2 separate regions of the Homo sapiens genome follow, and region 1 is linked to region 2. The links are chromatin loops, found by intact Hi-C in ENCODE. Cell type or tissue: heart left ventricle. All regions are shown on one strand. Links, peaks and the distances in the headings refer to the core of each region. The heading gives the core; the rest is flanking DNA. Region 1 has its middle 71 kb from the start of LINC01742. Region 2 holds the start of LOC105372693 (a long non-coding RNA gene).

Region 1 (2,907 bases), core at 248-2,747, 76 kb before region 2:
ACGTCCAACTGGATCATTCCCAAGGGAATGACTTTCCCTCGGACCCCTTGGAAGTTCCAAGGGAAGGAGGGACCTTCTTCCTTTCTCTGCTGTTTTCCCCTTCACCTGCTGTTTGGAGTCATGCAGGTTTGTAATTACAGCAAATGTTTAGGGCTCACTGTCATTGGACTGCTTTGGGTCAGGTGCCTATTTTTGAAACAATCACTGAGTCCACTGGAGTCAGAACAAGCTGATGGTGGAGGCTGCTGCTGGCAGATGCCTTCTGAAGGTGGAAGAATGGCTCAACCAACCACAAAGGCCTGGAGCTGGGGAGGATCCTTATCTGGGGGAAACCCCAGGAGCTCTTACCAGGAGAAGGGACGAAGGACACTGAGCAGGCAGGAACAGTAAACAACCACACATCCAGCATCCTCCTCCTTTGACCTTGCTGCTCAGCCCTGCAGCACACCAGCCCTTGGGAAAAGTCAAATCCATTTCTTAAGCTTTGCTTTTTGCCCTGTGATTGTTTTCTCCCATTTTACAAATGAACAACCAAATGCATAAAGACCATAAATTATAAACGAGCAGTTCAAATGAGGCGAGTGATGACAATGAGTGAAATCTAATTAAGCAGTTTGAGATCTGAGTGATATTGTTATTAAAGTGCCGCATTAACGGAGCATCGGACCAGCTTTCTCAGCTGCGCTGTGAGTCCGTCGGAAGCGAGCGCCACGCTGATTGACATCGAGATGGATTCCTTTCTGCAGGAGGAGATAAAGTGCAGTTCCATTGAAGGGATGGAATTAATGAGGAGGGTTTGCCCTTGGAAACCAAGGTTCTGGCCCTGGCTGGTCTGTGCTCCTTCCATAGCTGTCAGGAACGATCAGGGCTGGAGCATTTGGGAATACCCCCCTCTTTTTTTTTTTTTTTTTTTTTTTTTGTGAGATGGAGTCTCGCTCCGTTGCCCAGGCTGGAGTGCAGTGGCGCGATCTCGGCTCACTGCAAGCTCCGCCTCCCGGAGAGAGCATGATCATCTGCTTTTTATGATCTCCTGGGACTTCCTGAGCTGAGCCCTAACATTCACTTTTTCCTAAATTCAAGCCCCTCCTACCAAGGGCATCCCAGGCGCCAGACGCTTGTGCTAATAGCTGCTGGCAATTCACAGAGGGAACGATGGGCACATTTTCTGTTCTTCTGGAGCTCACAGTTTGGGTCTATTCTGGTGGTAACTGTCTTTTGGGGTAAAATAGGAAGTGTTTGAGCCATTTATTTGTCGAGCATTACGCCTCTGGAGGATAATTCTTGTTTAAGGGGGCCCTGGGCACCCCCGGGCTGGGGTTCTCCAGCAGTGGGGAGTGGACAGTGTCTTGAATGGAAGCTCCTATCTGGAAGGGAAGGTCCCTTTGGGGGCCACTCCTTGTTTGTCCACTTTCACTTCTTTAGGTTTGGGCAAAGTCGGTTTTTACACTTCAGCTGGGGATGAATGAGTTCCCTCTAAAGCGACGGGGAGGAAGTAAGAATGCCACCAACGGAAGTCCTTGCCGAGTACTGGATGCTCAGGGCTCAAAGAAGCCTCAGGCTCGAGGTTCACAGTGCTACGATCAGGCAAGGGTGTTGCCACCTCCTCCCAACAATGGGGAGACCAAGGCATGGAGGGACTGAGCTGAGTTCTCAAGGCCACACAGGCAGGAAGTGCTGGCTATGTCAGCCCCAGTTCTGAGTCCAGAGCCTGGAGCGTGGTCAGCCTTGGTCTGGCTCTCCACCAGGCTACTCCAAAAAGGATGAGAGAACTGAGTCACACAGGCGGGGCTTACCCCCAAGGTCAGAGTTTGGCATAGTTTCCCAAGCTGTTTCTCTGCAGGGGTGCCGTGACTGCTCCCCACCACTCCCCCTGCCATCAAGTTCTGTGAGACCCAATTGGACCTAAACCTTGCAGAGTACGGGAAGGGGAAGCAGTGACCCCCTTTCCTCCCCTGCAGGAGAAAATGCATGGGATTGGGAATTTCTGGCAAGACTGGGAAATGTCTCCGGATTTCTCCCCGCTGTACTCCGCTTGGTCACTGCAGCTCCACTGAGCTGTCCCTTCCCTCCTCCCTCTCTTTCTGCTTGGTGGGTCTCCTTCCTTTCCAGGGAGGCAAAGACATTTCCTCCCTTTCATTTGTCCTTTGTCTCCATGTCTGAGTCATGAGGAAGGGGCTGAAGAGCTTTGTCTGGTAATTTACACAATTAGGGATTTCTTGGCCAGTTCACCCTGTCTTCCCTTTCCTGCCTGTTCTCTTAACTTCATTCCAGGTGGGAGATGATCCCTGGAAGCTGGTCGGCTCTCAAAACCTGTGATGTAATAGAAAGAAAGAAACAGAACTGTCAATCCTGCCACTTGTGGGCTCTGTGACCTTGGGCAAGTCACTTAACCTCTCTGAACTTCCATCTCCCAGTCTGTACGATGGAGATTCAAGCATGCATCTCAGAGGGTGCTCGTAGGTATGAAATGAGTCAATGGAGGATGACAGCTTATAGTATGTGCCCAACTAATGTTAGTTTTTCTCTCTTTTGGGGAGATAGATGATAGATTCTTCAGATTTGCTCACCTATGGATTAGTCTGGAAGTGCTTTTGGTGATACTGGTTGGAGTCATGCAGGTCCACCAGACGCACTGCTGCTCTCCCTCTCCCCCACCTGCCTGTCCTCTTCTTGCTGTTGAGAGTGTCCATGCTCATTTATCTTTTAGGCTGTTTGCACTGTGGCTCTGTCCTTTGCTAGAGAAGAAACAGGCTTCCCTATTTGAGTAAATCCAAGTTAAAGCCTGTGCACGTGGAGGTTGTCTCTCGACCTTTTAGGGTATATTTATTCACCACCGCCCTTGGAGCATGTGGTCCCTTCAGGAAGACCAGCTGGCCAGGGATGAAGGCACAGAGAGGCCTCTCCCGA
Region 2 (2,907 bases), core at 163-2,662:
ACTGTAGGCCGTCGTAACACAATAGTAAGTATTTGTATCTCTAAACATGTCCAAACATAGACAAGGTACCATAAAAATACAGTATTATAATTTTGTGGGACCGCCATCATATAGGTGGTCTGTCCTTGACCAAAATGTCATTACGCAGCACATGGCTGTAAGTAACAACAATCTGTTACTATGTGCTGGTCTCATCTACTCTCAGCTCTTGTAATATTTTTGTTAATTCACTAAAAAGCCGACAATGATTGCTCCCATTTTATAGATGGGCACAGAGAGGCCAATTACAAAGCTAGTGTGATTCAAACCCAGGCAGTCTGGCTCAAGGCTGAGCTCTCAAACCCTGAGCCCTTCATCACTGTGTTAACACCCCCAAGTTGGCCGGGCGCGATGGCTCACGCCTGTAATCCCAGCACTTTGGGAGGCCGAGGCGGGCAGATCACGAGGTCAGGAGATCAAGACCATCCTGGCTAACACGGTGAAACCCTGTCTCTACTAAAAATACAAAAATTAGCCAGGCGTGGTGGCGGGCGCCTGTAGTCCCAGCTACTCGGGAGGCTGAGGCAGGAGAATGGTGGGTGAACCCAGGAGGCAGAGCTTGCAGTGAGCCGAGATCGTGCCACTGCACTCCCCCCTAGGCGACAGAGCAAGACTCCGTCTCAAAACAAAACAAAACAAAACAAAACAAAACAAAACAAAACAAAACCCTAAGTTAGGTTGGAGTCAGTCATGGGCTTAGACACACCATTTGGATTTTTTTAAAAAAAACTCTAGCGCAAGAAAGGGGCTATTGTGCCCACGGCAAAGAAGCCTTTGGTTAGAAAGAGTTAAGCTTGTGTCCTGGTGAAGGAAGGTGGCTCCAGGGGAAGTTTCTGAAAAGCCAGATTTTCTCAGTGTGGCTGTTCACAAGCCCAGGCCAGGAAGCCTTTTATCAACACCCCCGTCCCCCACTCTTCTCACCCCAGGTTTAAAAAATAATCTAATCTAACAGATGTTTCCATCTGCAGAACAATAGGCTGTGTGTGAGGGGCTTGTTTGTGCACCTGACAGTCATAATTGTTCAAACGTTTATAAGCTGTGGGGTTATGAGGAAAAGGTTTTTAAGAGACTCAAAGAAATGAGGAAATGGTGCTTGGAACCACCCTCTCCTGCAGGGTTGGGACTGGCTGCATTTCCACTTCCCCTAGCGTTTTATTATGAAAATTTTCAAAAATACAGAAGCATTGAAGGAATCGGCGAGCACCCAGACACTCCCTGCCGAGGCCGCCCTGACAGTCGGCTGTGCACGTTGTCACTCCTCCATCCGCCTGTTCTCTGTGCCAGCTGCATCTGAAACGACACTCGCTGTCGGAGGTGGCTTTCCCTCCACAGGGAGGGCATTCCCACCGCCGTGGGGGTTTGGCCGTGACTTTTGAAGGATATTTTTATGCAGAATGTGGTATTTGAGAAGGAGTGGGCCAAGAAATGTGAGCCACTGTTCTTTTCATTTTCTTCCAGGCTCAGCGGCACTTTCTGCCTTTGCATAAAAGCCAGCACAATCCTGCCCGAGGTGGTCCACGCCCTGGTGGCTGCGCTAAGTGCTCCCCACACACCGTGTTCAGTCCTTACAGCTGACCTGAGCCCCAGGTATTATTATTATTCTCCCCATATTCCATGGGCAGAAATTGAACCTCAATGAGGTAAATGGACATTTCCGGGGCCCCCTGGCTTGGAAGTGGCAGGAGGAGGGCGTAGACCCCCAGTCCCAGCCACGTGCCACACCACCAGGACCAAGCCTCCAACTTCTCTCCACCTAGTCTGATGCCTGGCACACTGTAGTCACTCCACAAATGCCTGTTGAATGAACTGAGTTAAAAACCCCCTTTTACAGAATGTGTTGGAAAAACTGAGGCTTAGAAGTCAGATGGGTAGAGGGTAGGGGAACACCATCAACAGCCCCTGGTTGTCATCACTTCTTGTCTCTGACTGTTGTGGGGCAGGAAGTTTCCTTACTCTACAGGTCTCCCCCAGGCTATGATACTTCTTCCTGAGCCCTACCCGGAAGCCCTTCCAGCTGCCCCCATGGAAGACACACATTCTGCTTAAAGCTCCTCCAGGATGACAGGCTTGTGCTGATTTCTGTCCTGTTGAAAGGCCATGTGAAGAAGTGGAAAGAACCCAACCTCCCAGGGTCCTACAAACCTAGAGCTAAACCCAGCTTCCGGCCATGATTAGCTGTGTAAACTTGAGCAAGTTATTTTTATCTCAACTTCTCTGTGTGTAAAAAGATGGTGACCATACCTCCTGAAGAGAGCTGACGTGGGTTTAGAGACAGAGAGAGGAGGCGAGCAGCATGGAGTACCCAGCCGGTGCTCAAGGAGACGCTGTTCTCCAGGAACCTCTGCTAGGCTTGGGGCTGTGTCACGTGATTTTCACATGAAGGGATTAGAACTGGGCTGGGGCCTCTGTGATCTCTGACCATGAGGATAGTTGGATCCATATCTTCTGGGCAATGTGACAGAAGGGCCCCCTCCCCACACACAGCTCTGTAAGGTGCCTTTTACTCTGCTGGTTTGCCCAGGGCATGATTTACTTGGGCAATCCCACCAGAATTCAACAATGAATCATATATGATTCCTGTCTGTTTCTTTTGTATTGATCCCCCTTTCTGCCCTCAGGTTGCTGAAAGACTATAAAAGAGACATTTTTTCGCCCTCTGTTTTGGGACCAAGACTACACAGCAAAGGGCTTAGTGTGATTCAGTGCTACCAATGCAACCCATGCAAACTCAACCTAACCTAACCCACCCAGCCCAACCCTCCCCACCTCAAACCAACTTAACCCAACCCAACCTAATCCAACCCAGCCCTACCCAACTCAAACCAACTCAACTCTAGCCAACCCAACCCAACTCACCTCAACTTAAAC

Evidence for each region. Hi-C counts contacts between places; a loop is a spot of excess contacts. Peaks named below come from ENCODE experiments on the same cell type or tissue, not always from the same donor. Only the 100,000 strongest peaks of a DNase experiment are listed, where the experiment ranks them.
Region 1: a loop joins it to region 2, with 2.4 times the contacts of the local background. A loop is called at or near these places in 10 of 110 quality-filtered maps.

What each region holds. Positions count from the first base shown.
Region 1 is chr20:58,073,579-58,076,485 of GRCh38, reverse strand. No RefSeq gene overlaps it. Among named protein-coding and RNA genes, the nearest start is that of LINC01742, 71 kb to the right of the region's middle. In heart left ventricle, for the core only: no CTCF peak of the experiment used is centred there; a DNase peak (open chromatin) is centred at 1,693; H3K27me3 peaks cover 983 bases.
Region 2 is chr20:57,997,949-58,000,855 of GRCh38, reverse strand. LOC105372693 (a long non-coding RNA gene) reads left to right here and starts at 1,294. Exons shown (of 6, transcript XR_007067678.1): 1 at 1,294-1,626. In heart left ventricle, for the core only: no CTCF peak of the experiment used is centred there; a DNase peak (open chromatin) is centred at 1,285; H3K4me3 peaks cover 582 bases; H3K27ac peaks cover 1,370 bases.